2 separate regions of the Mus musculus genome follow, and region 2 is linked to region 1. The links are chromatin loops, found by intact Hi-C in ENCODE. Cell type or tissue: left cerebral cortex. All regions are shown on one strand. Links, peaks and the distances in the headings refer to the core of each region. The heading gives the core; the rest is flanking DNA.

The links. Peaks named below come from ENCODE experiments on the same cell type or tissue, not always from the same donor. Only the 100,000 strongest peaks of a DNase experiment are listed, where the experiment ranks them.
Region 2: a loop joins it to region 1, with 3 times the contacts of the local background. A loop is called at or near these places in 7 of 42 quality-filtered maps.

What each region holds. Positions count from the first base shown.
Region 1 is chr4:151,405,824-151,415,771 of GRCm38, forward strand. The region is part of intron 5 of Camta1 (calmodulin binding transcription activator 1); the gene reads right to left. Among named protein-coding and RNA genes, the nearest start is that of Gm30344, 45 kb to the right of the region's middle. In left cerebral cortex, for the core only: a CTCF peak has its summit at 1,495 (motif pointing left); DNase peaks (open chromatin) are centred at 5,405, 6,021 and 6,874; H3K27ac peaks cover 1,575 bases.
Region 2 is chr4:151,334,618-151,344,565 of GRCm38, forward strand. The region is part of intron 5 of Camta1 (calmodulin binding transcription activator 1); the gene reads right to left. Among named protein-coding and RNA genes, the nearest start is that of Gm45960, 120 kb to the left of the region's middle. In left cerebral cortex, for the core only: no CTCF peak of the experiment used is centred there; a DNase peak (open chromatin) is centred at 5,024.

The sequences.
Region 1 (9,948 bases), core at 927-8,926:
AGGAGGGTACCTCAGGAGGATGTCTAAAGAAACTGGGTGGTACCTTACAAGGATGTCTACAGGGACAGGCTGGGGCTTAAGGACAATGTAGACAGTCACATAAGAGGGTGCTTCTAAAAAACTACAAAATACTAATGAAAGAAATAAAAAGGACCTAGTTAAGCACGCACACACACACACACACACACACACACACACACACACACACCCTGGGGCTCCACATGAAAGGATCAGAGTGGAAGATATCTCTGGCTTTCCCTAGAGTGATCTGCAGACACCACTTGGCCCCAAGCACAAGGCTGTCAGGGTTCCTCTGTAGATCTAGAACAGCAGACTCAAAACTTTATGCTGAAGCGTAAAGCAAGCAGGCTAGCCTTAACAAGCGTGAAAAAGAAAAAAGAAAACCAAACTACCCCAGTTTAAGATGTACACAGACCCATAGCAATCAGGCCAGTGTGACACCGGCGATCTGGTGATGGAAATTAAAAGCATAAAGATCAGCAGATCAGAGCAGACATTCCAGAAACACGCCCCACAATACACCACTGATTTCTGTTTGTCAGTGTGCAAAGCAAATTTGAGGATAAAAGAACAGCTTTTATCAGTGAGTGGATTTGAAGTAAGAGGCCATCTAGAGGCAGCAATCAAAACTTCCCCTCTATGTTAACCACAGGCCTTATAAACATCACTGGGAGGGGTCTCCTCTGCATGTCACTCCCTCGCCTCTTTACCCCACCCCCTGCCCTTTTGTAGGGCCCTAACTGTCCACCTGATTTAAAACTGGGTCTCTGGAGCTGGAGAGATGGCTCAGTGGCTAAGAGCATTGGCTGCACTTGCAGAGGACCTGGGTTCAATTCCCAGCAACCACATGGTGGCTCACAACCATTTCCAGTTTCAGGGGACCTGCCATCCTCTTCTGAGCTCCATGGGCACCGGGAATGTATGTGGTGCACAGCCATACGTGGAAACAAACACTCAGATACGTAAAATAAATCACAAAAATAATTCTGCCTCCGTTCTATTTTTATGATGCTCATTGTCACGCAACATGCATGTGGTACCATGTGACATGCATGCGGTACCATGTGACATGCATGTGGTACCATGTGACATGCATGTGGCATCATGTGACATGCATGTGGTATTCTAGTTCTCAGTGTCCTATATCTCTACTAGAATGTGTCCCCAAGGGCCACTATGTCTCCAGAACCTAGAAAGATGGGTCTTACTAAGCTGTTCAACAAATGTTCATCATCAGAGAGAAAACATGAAACTCCAGAGCCATGGGGTTGTGACACAGTGGCTGCCAGGCAGCGGCTAAGATGAACTTACCATAAGGCATAAAGTAGTAATGTGCTCATGGAGTGCTGGCTAAACATGGCTGGGACAGAGAGATGGCTCCATGATTAAGAGGGGTTGCTGAGGACCCAGTCTCAGTACCCATGTAGCAGCTTATAACCATCTTAACTCCAATTTCAGGGGATCCTGTGCCCTCTTCTGGCCTTTGTGAGCACTGCAGTTTCATAGCACATACATACATATAGGCAAACATCTAATGGGCAGAAAAAAAATGGATCTTGTTCTTTAAGAAGTAGTGCCTTGCACCTGTAACCCCAGCACTCAGGCTGAGACAGAATCAGATAGAATCAGATTGTGGGTTTCAGGCTAGTCTAGGCTACTGTCTCAGATAGGGTTACTATTGCGGTGACAGAACACCATGACCAAAGCAAGTTGGGGAAGGAAGGGTTTATTTGGCTTTTGTTTCCACATCACTGCTCATCATGGGAGGAGGTCAGGACAGGAACTCAAACAGGGCAGGAACTCGGAGGCAGGAGCTGATGCAGAGGCCATGGAGGGGTGCTGCTTACTAGCTTGCTCCCCATGGTTTACTCAACCTTCTAGTAGAACGAACAACCACCAGCCCAGAGACAGCAGCACCCACAGAGGGCTGGGCCCTCCCCATCAATGACTAATTGAGGAAGGGCCCTACAGGATTGCCTGGAGCCCAATGTCATGGAGGCATTTTCTCAGTCGAGACTCCCTCCTCTCTGATGACTCAAGCTTATGTCAAGCTAAAACTAGTCAGCACAGCTACATAGCAGGAAACCATTATAGCCAAACAGAAACCTGAGAGATGTATAGCATAATTCCATTTTATAACAATGTGTGTGTGGGTATGTGTTTATGAATGCGTGTGTATATGTCTATAAACAGGAGTGTGTGTGTGTGTGTGTGTGTGTGTGAGGGGGGGGGAGGGAGTGTTAGTTAGTTAGACAGGGGGTATTTTCACTCCATAATCTTTTATTCTGCATACATTTTGACAATATGTTGTCTTACACAAAATGAAGCTATTTCCCCTTGGGGACAGCTCTTCATCTCTTAAGTTCAAACTGTAGCATGCTGGAGCTCCACTCTGCAACAGGGAGAGCGTACTCTGTTCCCCTTAAAGCCAGGAGCTAACAAGAAGGAAGAAATCCAGTGCTCAGTGTAAGAGCTTTGCAAATGGTGACTCCTAACATGATACTCCCAGTGACACAGAGGTCACAGGTGTGTCCAAGGCCATCCTTGTACCCATAGCACTTGAACACCCTTCCCCTCTGGCCCTCATCCTAGGACACCGTCACCCTCTGGCATGTGTCCTACTCCAGGACTGGCCCTACAGATGGAAAACCTCTTTCAGTTGTGCAGTTACGATCCAGTGCGAGGCTGAGATGGGGGGATCTAGCAGGGCAGGCTTAATAAGTCCACAGGAATGATTCACAGGAGAGGAACCAAGCCCCAACACCTGGGAGAGGCTCCCCAAAGACCCTCCTTGAGGGGAAGGCACCTTATGAGGAGCCCTGGCATAGAAGCACAACAGGGGCTCTAACTTGGAAACAGATGATGCCCCCCACCTCCTTCCAATCTGTAGCATATGCCTGAGAAAATATAAATCTCATAACTGCAGATATTATAGGTGCATATTTCATTACCATCAGCATCGCATATTTATAATTTAGTGATGTGTAAAAATTTATAAAGGCACAACTAGTGGTTGGTTAATGACAGCTGGCGTGGCAGCGTGTGCTTAGAGGATCTTTCATGTCACCCGACGTCTGGCCTGGAACAGAGTGCCACATGCATAAAACAGGTGACAGAAAGAGGAGAAACGGACTTGGCTTTACCACAACCGCAGAGCTGGAAGCACAAAGCTTGTTCCCACTGCTGTCAACCAGAGTGAGCTGCTCCAAGTGGGAGAAGGGATGCCCCCGTGGGAGGGGCTTAGCAGCCTGAACCACAGGGGGAGAAGGGACGGCCCCCTGTGGGAGGGGCTTAGCAGCATGAACCAGATGCTAAGGCACCACCCTGCTTCAAAGTGCAAGACTTTCTAACAGAGGCTAACTAAGGCAAGGGACCCTGTTGAAAACATGATCAATGCTGTTGCCATATTGACAAGTACACCATTTTATCATGGGAGCAGAAAACCCATGTCTTTCCCAATGTGAGTCCTAAAATAACTGCCTTTCAAGGGGCGGCATCCTCAGAGTGGTAGTTGCAGAGGAGTCTATACAGACCCTAAAGCCATGGCTCTGGTCTCTCAAGTCTTCAACCCTGTGTGCCAGACGACAGGAGCCTGGCCCAGGGGCCTGGGAAAGCCCACATTCCAACCTGGAGCTCAGCACAGCTTGGCCCTGAGTGAGGCTTGGCAGGTAGAGGCCTCCACTGCAGAAGAGGAGCTAGCCTGGCAGCCCAGAGAGCTCCGAGGCCAAGCTGTCCTTATAAAAACGGACCAGAGAGGAAGGCATCCATTGAGCATATATCCGAGTGTCTTCCACCCACCCCGCCCCTGCCCCCAGAGAGTCCATCATGCCTACCTACCTACCTGTACTGGCTAGTTTTGTGTCAACTTGACACAGCTGGAGTTATCACAGAGAAAGGAGCTTCAGTCAAGGAAATGCCTCCATGAGATCCAACTGTAAGGCATTTTCTCAATTAGTGATCAAGGGGGAAAGGCCCCTTGTGGGTGGGACCATCTCTGGGCTAGTAGTTTTGGGTTCTATAAGAGAGCAGGCTGAGCAAGCCAGGAGAAGCAAGCCAGTAAAGAACATCCCTCCATGGCTTCTGCATCAGCTCCTGCTTTCTGACCTGCTCGAGTTCCAGTCCTGACTTCCTTGGTATGGAAGTGTAAGCTGAATAAACCCTTTCCTCCCCAACTGCTTCTTGGTCATGATGTTTGTGCAGGAATAGAAACCCTGACTAATATACTAACCTCTCTCTCCAAAGAAGTCATGAGGAAACTGGCATTCCTTAGGCTGTCTGTATTATGGGTGACGGAGAGGGACCTTCTTGAAGATGCTACATCGATTCTCGGACACGCACCAGATTCCATATATCATCTGTTGGTCAAGCAGTACCAGAATCTTCCCTTTGCCAGGAGAGACTCCCCCAGACCTCATCTGGGGTGCCCCCATGGTCACCCACAAGACCCCTTAGAGTTCCCAACAGTTTGATAAATATTCATCTGTTTTCACTCAGTACAATTAAAGTGGGTGCATATTTTCAAACTATCACTCTCAGCGAGTCCAATTGCACTACGAATTAAAAAAAAAAAAGAATAATTAAAACCCATGCTTCTCCTAACAACACAGAGCAAGGCAATTGCCAGACACTTTTAATGAGCAGTTTATGTAATTTAAAAAGCCAGCCCCTCTGCAAAGAACACTTCTCATGCCAGGTGTCTTGCTGTACTTTGGTCATGGGGGCCGGCCCCTGCTGTGGGGGCTCCTCTGTGACACCAACTCATATATCTGTGTTCCCAAATAATGGCGTGGAAGGCTCCCTGCAAACGCTCGGGCTGTGGCTCCTATCGGAAGGTGCATTTAACATGGGCTCGCATAAAGAATAGTGGGTAATTGCCGCTTGAATCCAATGTGTGCTGTATCTCATCTATGATACGCAATTTAAAAGCGATATTCTAGCAAGAGGACTTTATGACTTGCTGTCATGATAAATAAAAGTTTATGGCATAATGGAATTAATATTTACTTTGAGTGCAACGCGGTCTAGTCAAATAAAGTTGCTTGGGAATCACTTTGGACCAAGAGAGCATGAACATGTCACCCACCGATGACAGAACCCCAGTCCACTTGTCTCCTCTTACTGTCGGCTAATCGTTCACAATCTTTCGCTGCTTCGGGTCCGATGCTATAAACTATTATTGTAGTTAGAGGTACTGATTTGCTGATGCATTCAATGTCGAAGGGTTCTGTGGGGTTGAGCAGCCAGAGCAGGGTGGACTAGGAGCAAAGGAAGAAGAAAGGAAGGAGAGACCATGTGGCTCCCTCCAGGCCTGGAGGATGGAAGCCAGCTTTAGTCATGTGAGTCTCTGGTGAAGCTGCTTCCAGAAGGGAGCCTGGGAGTCACGGGGCGTGCAGTCTCTAGCTTTATTGTGAAGAGAGTCTTTAAAAGAGAATGCAAACTCAAATGGAAATCACACAGTGGCTGCCTCATTCTAAAGTAAATGCATAACAGACTTTTTTTTTTTTTCTTCATTCCACATTATGATGACTGGAGATACAAGAACAACAGTCAGTCCAAGTCCCAATGATCTTAAGTTCTCTGTAAAGTGAGCGGCGCGGAGGCGTCTGGGAACCCTTCACCACATGGCACCACGGGGTTCCTCCTAAGACCCCAGGATTAAATTCATGTCCATTATTTTCTGTTATTTACCCCCTGTAGAGCCCCCACAATAAAACCAGGGTCTGCCCTGATCCAAAGGAGGCATAAAAGCAAAATGAGAAAATAATAAAGAAGTGTTCGAAGCCAGCAGGATGGGGACATCCTAGGGCCTCCCTCTGCCTGGTCTGAGAACCAGGCTCCTGTTCCATTTTGGAGCAGGGCACTGCTGCTTAAGGCAGCCAGGGAGGAGACGGAGGTGGAGGGCTTTGGTGGAAGATTCCAGGCAAATGAGACCCACCCACACCAGCTGTTGACTCTGGGGAGCTGCAGGCTCCGGGTATTGGAAATAGTTCTGAGTCACACGGTAGCGGGAGGCAAATTGCCCAGACCATAAACAAGTGGGAGAATTCCAGCGAAAGCAGGGATTAGTGGGGCAGGCTGGACCCTCCCCCCCCCCGGCATAGCTCCAACTGAGTCATACATGAAAAGGAAAGGCAAGAGATTGCGGGTGGCTCGGTCTGCGGCGCAGAGGCAAAGATGATTTCAGATGGCGCGGTCTGCGGCTTTCAATCACGTTTTCCAGCATACAGAGTACCTTTTACATAAAGCCAGGAAGCTACTGCTTCATGCAACTGCTGTGCCATGAAGGAGCAGTGCCTTCCCAAGGTACTGCGTATGGAAGTCGTGTTCTTGAAGCTGGAGAAAGGAACCAGTGTGGACAGATTTCCAGGAGGGAGGCTGCCCCAACCGGCCCCCTGTGGGTCACCTCGCAATCCCAACTTTCAGCCAGAAGACATAATTATTATGTCTAAGAGTAGGAAACGTATTTCTCGAGACCTCAGGGGCTTCAGTGGGACCAATAGAAGCTTCAGAATGAAGGAAGGTGGGGAGTTCTGTCACCTGTGAGAGGCCATACCAGGCATCTCTGGGGGAGCCTGAGGCTGGGGTACAGCCTAGCTGCTGCACCAGGCACCATTCTGTCTTGACTCTTATCCTGTGTATCTCAGGAGGAGCCCACCCTTGCCCTCAGCCCCATAGCTCGCCGTCCCCCTCCCAGGACTTCCCAGGGAATTCCTGGTGTTCTTTCCCTGAGAATTCCCATGACTGTAACTGAAGAATCTAACAGGCTTTGTTCATTTCAGTCACAAATCATTTCCACTGGCTTCATTTCAACCCGAAACCCCGAACCACATCCCAAGACACACACGCAACACACACACATGCACATGCCCACTCACACTCATACATGCACGCACGCACACACAGGCAAGCACATGGAGCTGTCCTGTAAGGCACTGCTGCAGGAAATGGGAAGAGCTGTAAAGATTAAATCAAAGAGTCTCAGGCTCCAGCTGCAGTGAGAACTGGTGTAGTACCTGTCTTGCTTTTACGTGCGCGAATGCACGCGCGCGCACACACACACACACACACACACACACACACACTCAGAGAGAGAGAGAGAGAGACAGAGAGACAGAGAGGGACAGAGACAGACAGAGACAGTGAGGGACAGAGGGGGGAAGGATGGAGAGACAGAGACAGAGGCTCCATCTGCAGCAAGGACTGTTGTAGTACCTGCCTTGCCTCTGCAGACAAGCACAGATCTTGGCAAAGCCCCCTGCAGATGTTATTATCAGAGAACACACTTTTCAGGCCCTGGGCCTGTGAGAGAGAAAGCGCAGGGTACGCCCCAGGTTTGCCCAGTTTTCTGAACCATTCCATGGAGAGTTGAAGCCAGTAGCCTGCCTAATCACAGAAAAGAAAAAAAAATCAGAATTGGGGGTGGTCATTGCCCATTTGGGCTCTACAGAGAGGGATGTATGTAGGGGGATCCACAGAGTAGGATCTGCAGAGACGGATGGCCTGGAGGTCCCTGGAAGGCACCTGGTAGAAGGCAAAGCTGCCCACATGCAGAGACCCAAGCTGAGCATGGGTAGAAATGAGGACCTTTGAATTCCTTCCTATCTGGATTAGAAAACCTTTGCTATGTACATGGAACGATCACTCAAGAGTCCAGACAGGACACGCCTTGGGATCGAGGACCACTAACCATAATAAGGTGCCAGAAATCTTCAAATGGCAAAATAAAGACTCAACCCAAATCTGTCCCTCAGAGGACCTTTGGTTTGAGTAACAGACTCAATGTCCTACTGGAAAACAGACTCCCTACATCTGCCTTCCAAAGTAGCTCTCTTGGCCATGCATCATCATGTACCCAGGTTGAATTGATCTCCAGATTTCTTAATCAAGATCAAAAGGGGCTTTCGGATGGGGAGGGGCTTGGTTTTGCAAAGTTGGGCTCTTTCTGGCTCGTTGGTTTGGGGCGCTGGGGAGGTTGCCTAGCTGTTAGAAGCACGTACTGCGCTTGCAGAGGATATTGTTCTGTTCCCGCGCCACATCAGAAGGCTGACAATCACTTGTAACTCTAACTCTATGAGATCTGATTATAGTATCCCAGAAGCCAAATTCAGAGAGGGACAGACACAGTGGGAAGGGAGGCTCAGCTATACCAAGCTTCAGATGGGAGTGGTGGGGGTGGGAGGGGGGCAATTAACAACTGAGAAAAGAAATCTTTAAAACAAAGACCCTGGGCTGACAGTAGCTCAGTGGTAGAGAGCCTGGTCAGCATGTGTCCCCCTGTGACCACTGAGGGCACCTGCACTCGTGTCTGCACACATGCACAAACACACACAATAAAAAAATAAATCTTTTTAAAGGGGTGTTTGGGTTTTTCCAGTGCTGGGGCTGAGACCTGGACCATGGACTTTCTAGGCAAGCACATCATCATTAAGCCAGGATCTTTCTAAGACTACAATGTTACAGAGTTATCTTCCCAGGTGGTCACCTCCCCCCTCCTCAGCCATTGTCATCAGAAGTTTGGTTCAATCAACCCTCCTTCCACCTTGGCAGTCTCTCTGAACTTGGCTTCCAAGTGACAGTCCCCTGGTTTTTTCCCCCTCCTTAAGTCCCCGTGTCTCTATTTCCTTTGCCAACTTTCCCTTTCTTCTTGAATGCTAAATGTTTTCTGTGCGAGCCTGGGTCCTTGGTCATTTTCCCTTCTTTATACTCTTTCTTTTGGTAGTCATCCATGATCGATGACTTCAAGCATCTGCCTCTCTGGTCTGAATGCTCCCTCGCTGGAGCCTCAGACTTGGAGAGCCAATGGGCTATTCAATTCCTGTACTTGGATGTCACTGTTACAATGCCCTAAAGAATGTCTTCCCTTCCCATAGTACTCTAGCCTGCTCATGGTACCACCACTCAGCCAGTTTCTTACCTCCTCAACTTCAGAATCGTCTCTGATGCATCCTCCTCCCTTAAGACCAAACCTGGGTTCTTTTAAAACATAATTTCTTCACTTTATATGTGTGCGTGTTTTACCCACATGCCTATATGTGCACCACATGCATGTCTGGTACCTTCAGAGGACCTCCGATGTCCAGAAATGTAGTTACAAATGGTTGTGAGACGCCATGTGGGTGCCAGGAACAGAATCTGGAACCTCTGGGAGCGCAGCCAGTGCTCTTAAGCACTGAGCCATGGCTTCAGACTCCATAGCCAAGGTCTTGACAAGTTCTGCTGACTATATCTTCTGGTGCACTCCAACTCAGCTCAGTCCAACTCCTCCCAGTATGGTTAAAATTTACCAAGGTCTTATCTACAAGTCCACAACAGACAGCTGTGGGCTCCCTGTCAGAGCAATGCTATGCTGCTGCCGCCCGAGCCTCAACTCTCATGTGTTGCATAGAAATGGGTGCGTGCTCTCAGTGACTTTTATTTTCCCTTTGTAAAACGGGCTTCCTTCAAGCCCCCAAGTGTCCTCCCATGGAGACCGCTGGGACGTTTGGGGTCTCACTTGCCTCTTCTCATGCTTACACTGTTCTACAGGAGGGTGTGCTGCGAGAGTCCACAGAAAGCCCAGGTGGCGAGGGACGGAGGGTGGCATTCAGCAGACAGCAACTCAAGTTCTCAGTCCAAGAGCCTGAGAAATGGAACCGTCCCATCAACTGTGGGAAGGAAGCTGGGGAAAATCTTCTCTCCTGCGCTGCTGATGCGTCTGCTCATGTCTAAGCCCCGGCAAGCAGACTGTGGCATGGCAAGGACTCCACAAATATTTGTTGATCAATTTTACAGAGCGGGCTTTCCCTGGGTGACTACACGCTCATAAAATGGAGACTCTCTGGAAGCAGCCCGGGACGCTCTTCTCAATCCACACTCTCCACCTCACAAAGGCGGATCACTTGCGGATCTTCTTCAGCTATTCGAGGTGGTTTATCACACGCCCAGATC
Region 2 (9,948 bases), core at 1,206-9,205, 71 kb before region 1:
TGTGTGTGTGTTGGCCATGAGCACTTTACCACGACAGAGACAAAACAAAGGCTATTGTGAGGGCATTTCCCAGGAGCACACTAAAAGAGTCTTGTCCGCATCCTGGCTGCACCTCTGGGCTGGACACTCGACCTCCATGGTAGCTTCTGTTCTCCACTCCCCTCCCCACCCCCAATCTCAGAACAGCACTTTGAGTTCCCTAAAGTGGAAACTATGCCCTAACACAACCCCCTTCCCTGCCGTTGTCTGGACTTGGTGCTCCTGTTAGGGGTGCTGGAGCCATGGTCACCAGACTTCCACATGCCTTTCCTTGCCGCTGCCTGAGGACTTGATGGGGTCCTTCCCATCCCCCATCCTCCAGCAACCTAGAGACTTACGATTTCTCCCAAAGTCTCTTGGGAGAGCAGGCATTGAGCCTACACGGCTGCGAAACCCCAGCGTTGCCCGTAGTGGGTGCCCGTGTTCCTATAGTCTAACCTCTTCCTGTGCTCTACCAGCCTCTCTGGAACCTGAGCTGAAGTTCAAAGGGCACAACTCACTACTCACCGTCAGCAGCAAAAGCTTCCAAGGTCCCTCTCGTCCCACCACGCAGCTCTGTACAGAACAGTAGCCCTGCCTGGCCCTCAACTGCTGGGACGGTGCTGCCCCAGCCAGCAGCATTCCTCCCTCAACCGAGCCAGGCTGGCGCTGCCTCAAGGGCGCTGAGCTAGCCTCGAGTGCGTTCACAGAAACCTACCACTCACCCACAAGGGTCGCTTGGTGCCACCCTCATTTACAGGTTAGCACACGAAGGAAGCTCGGGCAGAAAAAACTGACATCCAAGGCCAATGGACTGTCACCCAAACGGGATATCCTGCTGCAGCAGAAAAGGGGATCTCAGATGCAGTCTATGGAGGCAGTACCTCCCAGTGACCTGCAGGGGGCAGGGCAGAGGCGCCAGCAGGGAGGCAAGCCTTCAGCCCAGACTCACCCCGCACAAACACAAGGACCTGAGGTATACTGCTCAACGCCACTGCCACTCACTTTCCTGATATTTTTTATTCCAGCTCAACTGTAAAAGTAATGGATAATCTACTGTTACACTAAAAAGACCTTTATTTTACGCTGGTCATTAACTGGAGGCTTCCCGGTGCAGATTGGTTCTATTAGAGACTTGAAATTGCTTATATCAATTTCCTTGTTCGGCAAAGACTTTCTTAAAGTGTGTTATAAGTAGTTTTCCCATTGCCCCAAAGGAAAGGGCTCAGCTGGGCTTCTTGCAGGGGACCCTCAGCCAGACTCTAGAAATAGCATTGAATACTGAAGACAGTCCCCAAGAAGCTGGCAGCTGAGAGGTCCCTGCCTAATGGACAACAGCAAGAATACAACCTTCTGTCTCCAGCTCTGTGTTGATGGAGGCAGAAAGACTGCATTCCAGAGATGTATACAGATAGAGAAGTTTGTGCTGTGGACGCTGTCTTTCTGGGGATACCAGAGGGTCAGCACAGCAAAGGAACACCAAAAGCCAGTGTCTAAGTACATGTTCTGTAAGAAGGGTATGGGGGTGAGCTCTCAGAGATAGCAAAAAGGACCAGATCTGCACAGGAAAGGGAGGGCAAAGGGCATTTCAGGGGTGGGGTGAAGAGTGGACAGTGTGGATACCACATTGAGACTGGTGACTCACCATTCAAACATGAGGACCTGAGTTCAAATCCCCAATATCCACATGACATAAGTGCCTGTAATCCCATCATCCCTAGAGGTGGACACAGGAGACTTCCTGGAAATTTGAGAGTCAGCTACCCGGATGTACAACAGCAGCAAATGACAAAAGAGAGACTTGTCTCTGAAGGTAGAAAGCAAGGACTGACTCCCAGGGTTGTCCTCTGACCCACAAATCCACACTGTGGCATGTGCACACTTGCACACATGAACACACAAAAGGTTAAAACAATATTGCATTCGAAGCATGGTCCAACAACCACGCATTAGTGATGAGAGACTAAGAGCCAAGGTCACCGTGGCAGACCGCTAAACAATGGTTACGTAAGGACGAGGGAGAGTGACAGGTGAACTGTACCAAACTAGAAACGGCAAGCACATTTGCCCTCTGCCTCAGCGATCCCATTTCTGGAATGCGTCCCGCGTCTGTACTTGTGCAAGCAGCAAGTGATGTATGCACGGGCGCACTCCACATATAGTATTTCTCATAGAAAAAAACCAACAGCAGTGAGTTATGGCGCTGTGAGTTTGGAAAAAGTAAAATCAGAGGAGGTAGCAAAAAAGTTCCCTGCAACAGTGGCAGACACTCTCTGGAGTAGCTCATTAAATCCAAAAAATATGACACAGCTCTGAGCAAACGGATGGGACGTGTGCAGAGGCGCCAGTGCACTGCCATGTGCATCAGTACAGAGAAACACCGGCCGCGGCAAGAAAGCCGGTGCAAGCGAGCGAGCGCTCAGTGGACACCTCTTTCATTTTAGTACCTCTTTGATTTTGAGCCACATGAGCACATTAACATAGGCAGGAGGATGGCCGTTCAGAAATGTCCGTGCGTACCTCTCTGGAACACACAACTCAATGTCATTCGTGGCAGAAGGGACTGTGCAGCTGGGTTGGGATTGGGGCCCTGAGCCAGAAGGTTACTCAGATGGGACACTGCAGAGGCTGGCAGTTCTAGAAGCGGAGCCCCTTCTCTGGCTGTGGTCAGAGGGGGCGTGCAGCTGAGATGAGAGGAAGGTCAGAGAAAGGCAGAGTTGTGGCTTTGAATACAGGTGGTTGTGTGCCAAGAGATGCCCCAAAGCCAGAGACTGGAGGGAAATAGGGTCTCTCCCGAAGCCTCCTGTAGGAGCCTGCAGGATGAACTGTGATTGTCAGGAGACAAAGCCCTGGGCATGTCTATGTAGGGGGTTGGGGTTGGGGTGGGACTGGGACTGGGTTTGACTTCAGATGTTCAGAACTGTAAGATGCTAGGATCAGTGTTACTGTTAGCCACTAAATTATCGCTACACAAGTCACAAATAGCAAGTATGTTCTTTTTGTTGTTGTTTTAAGAAAAAGAAAAGCCAGGAAAGCACGCGTGGAACACGTTTGCTTCTCTCTCACATGTGACTGGGTCACGGCAAGAAGCCCAGCGGGGGGCGTGGCTGTTTGCATCTGCTTTCCAAACACTACAGGGGGCGGGGCAGCCCAGAGTCAGGGGCCTGACGCCCTCCTAGGAGCTTCCCCTTATGGGGAAGGTCCTTTAGAGCAGTCCATCCTGGAACTGCTCTGATTGCCTTCGGAGCATTGGACAAGGTGCTTGTTCCTCCTCCTTCAGAAGGCGGTAGCTGAAGCAGTGTCCTTGCTGGAGGCCAGCTTGCTCCCCTTTGCTAACCTGGGTGCCTGGCCAAGTGATTCACAGAGAAGAGCCAGAGTATGAGGTCAAGCCCCACCTGTGCGACTTTGGGGGGGGCACCAAGCACACAGAGGTCGTATTTGTGAAATTCAGAGACTCCCCACCTGTGTGTTTAGGGAGGGAGCACTTAGGGCTTTCAGGGTCCCCTCGGAAGCCAGAGTCGAGGGACACCTCCAGTGACACTGTTGGCCATTATGTAATAAGCCAGCATCCGCGTGGCCCTGTGGCAAGGGGGAGTTACTGAACAGCAGAGGGGCCGGTACGGCTGGCAGGAGGCAACTCCAACCTCTCCCCCCCCACAGAGGATCAGCCCAGGCTATCATCTCAGGCTGAGCTGGACCATGGTCATGTCCTTGTCTTCAGACAGCCACCATGGGCAGAACTTGTAAGGTTCTGTTGGCAGGACCCCCATTACATTCCCAAATCCTCCTGTCCCTAGGACTCCCTCACATCCCCTGACCAGTTCATGTGCTTCCTTGAAAGCCCAGAGTCACCTCCTCTGGGAAGCCCTCCCTGGTTTTCTTGTCTTCACTACATACTTTGGGAGCCATCTCTCCTTCTCCACCAAGTGTTACTGTTATTTCTGTGTCTTCTTCCCTCACTGAGCTGTGAGCTTCTTATTTTCCCCAAATTCCTAGCAGAGTCCCTGGCATATAACACTCACTCATTCATTCATTCATTCATTCATTCATTCATTCGTTCGTTCGTTCATTCACCCATTCATTTACCCACTCATTCATTTATTCATCCATATGTTCATTTATTCATTCACTCATTTGCTCGTTCATTCATTCATTCACTCATCAGATACTCTAAGCACCTTTTGTGCCGGGGCCTTTTTAAGTGTAAGAATAAAACATAGAGATTGTCGGTTCTAGAAAATGCTTGGAGACATTTCCTACCAGTGGAGTCTGGCAGGAACTCTGAGGGCAGACCACTCTAAGGTTTCTGTGATGTGTTTTGCCCTTTGATTCTTTTCTAGTTTTGAATTAATGCTTGTGTCCCCGACTCTCCATCAGCGTTTGATCACCCCTCTTCATACTATAGCCCACTGGCCTGGCCCGATTTGTGCTTGCTGCAGACCTGACTAACTGCAGACCTGAGGCCAGGAGGGGGAGGGAGAGCGAGAGACCTGGAGGGAGCTACTGTGTGACTTGGCTCTGTCCCCACAAAGGCATCTGATGGGTCCCGTGTCTGCCACAGAGTAAATCAGAGTTCCTTGTTCTCTCTAGTTTAGAATATGGGACAACCAACCAACCCCCATAAGGACAGGGTGGCAATGGCCTGAGAGACCGACAGGTTCCCTGTGGCAGCTGTGTGCGCACACAGACAAAGCTCAGGCTGGTTCCAGTGGGTAGAAGAGAAAGTTGGGGTTGGAGGAAGGAAACAAGCCAAGCCTGGGTCTGAGGAGACACTGTGTATATGTGTGTGTGTGTGTGTGTGTGTGGCGGGGGGCAGCCCGCTGGGTTAATGCCTCCTGACTCATCTTCTGCCCACTCCCCTGCATCTACTTCTCCCACGAGCAGATCATAACAGCGCCTGGATTGGACAGCGGTGCCTCTTCAAGCTTCAGCTATTCCAGCAGGAGCTCGAGGCCTGTGCAGCCCTTGTCACCAGCTCCAGTGTTCCTAGACTGAGAAGAGAGCAGGTGACTCAGTTCTCATTTCAGGGAGAGGAAAACTACAGAGCTAGTGACTCACTCCTTCAAGGTGACTCAGAGTCTGTCTGGGACTGTAGCCCAGTGACCTAGTTCCCAGAACGCACTCTGGAGACCAAGGACATAGTTCCAGGGTGAGCAGGGAGGGAGCAGGCAGCAGGAATGGGGCACCCTAATCTCAGAACTCAGGTCCTTGTACAAGAGCAAGAAGCAATTGCCTTCTGAGGAGCATCCATGCGCCGCTGGGGGGGTGGGGTGGGGGTTGTGACAGCATCACAGCCTGAAAAGAATGTTCAGATGTAATCTAACAAGATGCGGGCAGGATCCGTGTTCTGGAAACTGTGAAGGGCTGATGAAAGAGATCAGAGACCAGGAAGGAGAGCCAGGCACCGGGCTGACTTATGGGAGCCTGGGTAGCCACGAGCTGTCAGCACCCGTGAGCATCCCCCAGATCAGACAGTCTATAGACACAATGCAGTTCTGATCAGAATCCCAGCAGGACATGCTTTCTGTAGGAATTAACAAATGAATTTTTAAATTTACCCAGAAAGGCAAAGGAGGGAGACTTGCCAAAACAATTAGGACAAAGAATGAAGCTGCGAGACACACCCTACCTGGTTTTTCGGAATCAAGCTACAGTAATCAAGACAATGTGCACCTGGCAAAGAGACAGATACCAATAAAGGAGGCCTGAAATAGAACCTCACCCATACAGTCAATCGATTTTCAATGCGAGTGCAGAGGCAACTCTGTGGACAGAAGACGGTCACTTCAGTTCATACTGCTTGAGAAATTGGATATCCACATTAAGGAGAGAGAGAAAAAAAATCCTCAATTGATACTCACACCATAAGCAAATACAATCGTTAGGCAAGTCACAGATAGACTTAAAACTGTACACTAGCAAAAAACCACATAGAACTTTTGTGTTCTGGCTGAAGCAACCCTTGTTTTGATATTGGCCAGTCACAAACAAAAACAGAAAAGCCCCAACCACCACCACCCACCACTACCACCACTACCCCACCACCACCAAAGCATTGAGAAACTTGACCTTATTGAATTAAGGTCACCTGTCCTATGAGACACATTGCAGATGAGTGTGAAGGTGAGGTGACAAGCTAGGGACCTTTCTTACCAATGTTCTTCTTCCAAGGAGGGCCTCCTTGCGAGCCACATATAGAACAAAGGGCTTGTGTCTGCTCGGAGAAGAACGCTGGCAAGAAAGGTGCCAGGCAGATAGCTCAGTGAGTGAACCTCTCGCTGTCTAAGTGTGAGGGCGTGACGTCAGATCCCCGACACTCATTAAAAACATCTCTGTGTAACGTCGGCTGTATGGCAAGTAGAACCACGTCAGCCGACAAGGAACTGGTAAGGTTAAGCAGATTCAAAAACCCCTGGTAAATCTCATAACTGAGAACGGTAGGCATTAGAATCAACTCCAGACCAGGTTCCTGTCCTGGAGAATGTGACTACGACACGCCTCAAAGAGGACTATGACAACCGGTCATGTATTGCAAACACCTAGAGTTCTCCATGCTAATGAGATGCCTAGACAGGCTCCAATGTTTAGCCAATGAGCTGCCTGTTCTGGGCATTCCTTTCTGCAAAAGGTATTTAATCCCTGGCTCACCCTGAGTAAGATGTACGCAACCTCACCCAACACAAATAAAACAGTTTGGACAAGCAAGGACAGTCTCCTTCATCAAGGACTGCTGCGGGGATGGGGGGTGGGGGTGGGGAGGTCTTTGACATAAAGAGCCATGCCTAATCTCCCATAGAAGGCCTGTCTTCCAGCCCTTCTGTACTTCTGACACTTACTTGGAAACAAATTGGATCCCACCCAGCCTTGGGCTCATTGTGGGTCTTCGGACCCCTGTTCCCAACTCCTTGTGGTCCCCAGTGGTGTACACAGGAGTTTGAGAACCACAACACCTGCCCCAGTCCTTGGTGTTTTCACATGGAGAAACACGGACTGAGACCCCTACTTCAGACTGCACTTCGCCTTCTCTGAGCAGCGTGCCAGCATTCTGGCATCCCAGCGGCAGGGCGGAAACACAGAGAGTTTGGCCATCTGAAATCCCAGTGCGGGGGAGGCAGACAGGTGGATCCTAGAGCCCACTGGTCAGTTAGCCCTCTCAGCCCCTGGTGGGCTCCAGATTCACTGAGAAATCCTGTCTCAAAAAAAGTAGGTTGAGAGAACCTGGGATATAGCTTAGTGGTTGAAGTACTTTCGATCAAGTGTGAAGACCAGAGTTCATACTCCCATGACCCATGTAAAAACCAGGTAGGCATTGTGGCCTGCTTGTAATTACAGCACTCAGAAGACATGGAGGGGGTGGGGTGTGGAGCAAACTGATGTCTATAAAGCCACATGGGCAAGCTCTGGGTCCAGGTGGGACCTTGCATCAATAAAGAAGATAAAGAGCAATCAAGGAAGGCGTCTGATGTTAAGTTCAGGCCTTTGTACACATATGCACATGCATCTGTACACAGTTGTCTCTCTCTCTCTCTCTCTCTCTCTCTCTCTCTCTCTCTCTCTCTCTCACACACACACACACACACACACACACACTGTACATGTGGAAAGCAAAAATATAAGGTGAAGATTTATTGAGAAGGACACCTGAATGTCAACCTTTGGTCTCCATATTCACACATATACACATGCACAAACCCACACAAACACATACATACATCACAGCACACACATGCACACACACATACATACATCACACACACACACACACACACACACACACACACACACACACACTTTATAAAGTTGATAAGAAAAACAAAGAAAAAAATGGCCATAACATTTCAAATGTCATTCCTTGGGTAGGTATGCAGACGCCTGCAATCAGGCGCCTGAAACACATTACTTGTCATTAGAAAAACACAAATTAAAGTCTCAATGGCCTGAACTTGCTAGCTTCGGAGACACTATTATTTGCTGGCCAGGAGGGGGTTAACTAGAATTCGAACGTTGCTGGTAGGCATCAACAAGACAAGACGGTCTTTGTGGAATACAATCTATCAGATTTTTATAAAGTTCAATGTGTTTACCAGGCAGCCTAGCAATTTCACGCCTAGAGATTTACCCAAGACATAAAAGCAACTGAGCAGACACAACTTGTGTGCATGTTGGAGCTTGGCATGAGTTTCTGAGCTGATGGAAAGGCACTATCCTTTATGGTGCCGATGTGTACACATCTCTGCACAGGGGTTTAAAGCTCTAGAATTGGTGAGAGTTTGATGGAATGTGAGACCAAGCCCATCCTAGCCACGTGAATGGGCCACATGACCGGTCTCTCTGAGTAGCAATGCCCTAATATATAAGAGGAGGTTGAATATAAAACTCACTGTCTTTGGGACATCAGGTGATGCCATCCTAGCGGGATTGGACACAGTCTAGAATCATCTGAGAGAGGAATTTCCTAGACCAGACTGCCCTGTGGGCATGTCTGTAGGGGGTTGTCTTGATTGTTAATTGATACAGGAAGTCCAGGGCCACTGTGGGTGGCACCATTCCTTAGACTGATTGTCCTAAACTGTATGAGAAAGCTAGTTCAGTGTAAACCAGTCTGTGAGCCAGCTAGTCAACGGCATCCTCTATGGTTTGGCTGTGTGGAACAGCAAGCAGGCTTGCCTTCCAGTACCTGCCTTGAGTTCCCTCAATAATGAAGTCTAAACCTCAAATAAACTCTTTCCTCCCTGAGTTGCTTTTGATCAGAGTGTTTTATCATAGCAAGAGATGAGACAAAAACAAATGCTGTAAAGGGCTCAGTGGACATCAGCAGACCCAGACATTAAAATGTGCCAACCCCACGGAGACGACAGGATACACCATTCGACCTTCCGACCCACCCAGTTATGCTGGCTCTCTGCCCTGTATAACAGGACAGGGACATTTGCAAACACCATTAATGGGACACACAGCCCGGATGCAAGAGGCTTCCAGTGCTTGCTGAGATGGAGCCTTGGTAGTAAGCCCCAGGGAGAAGAGGGTGAGCCAAAAAGAGATGGAAGAAAGGGTGAAGAGAGGAGAGGAGAAGGTTATCTTCAGCACTGGGAGTCTTCCCCAGCAGAGACAGGGCTGCTCCATCTACTCTCGATGGGGCAATGAGATCTGGAGTTAGGCAGCCATTCACTGCCAACTGCCCTTCCCTTACAGAGCTCTGAAGCAGGGCTGTAAGGCCAGGGAATGGCTCTAAGTGGCGATAGGACATCAACAATGATAAGTCAGTCTTGGCCCTATAGGACTCAGGCAAGAAGAGGAGGGTGGGCAGGTATAACAGCAAGGGCCACTGTGGCCCTGGGTGGAGGCTGAGTGCCTTCCAGTCTCAGACACAGCCCCACACCAACAGTCAAGGGACAGCCCCCCACTCCCCAACTCCCATAGGAAATTAGAACTGGCAATACATCGAGGTGAACTGGCTGCTGCCTCCTTGTTGAAATGGCCTTTCCAGAGATGAACTTTTCCTCAGAGCTGGCTCTCTCTGACTGTTGGGCAGGCTGCTAACCACAGCTCTGTAGGACTCTGCACGCCCACCCTGAAGTACCTTCTGCTTGTCCTGGTCACCTCCTCTCCTGACAGCAGTTCTCCTACACCTCCAGGAAGGGAGGACAATTAACCACTTTCCCTCTGACACAGAGATATCCAAATTGAGCCAGAATCCCATTTCTACCCACACGGGCCAAGCACCCCAAAGGCTATGGGGATGAACCAAGACAGTCCTTTAGTCTGCCTTACAGAAACAGAGGTACTCTTGGCCCTTGAGCTTACAGGACAACATCTGCTCTAAGAATTCCTTCCCTGGGGAGACGTTAAGAAGGGCTCCATCTCCCCATAAAGCCCCGGTGACAAACCAACGTGAGATTCCACCAAAGTCCGCGCAGGAAATTGATGAGT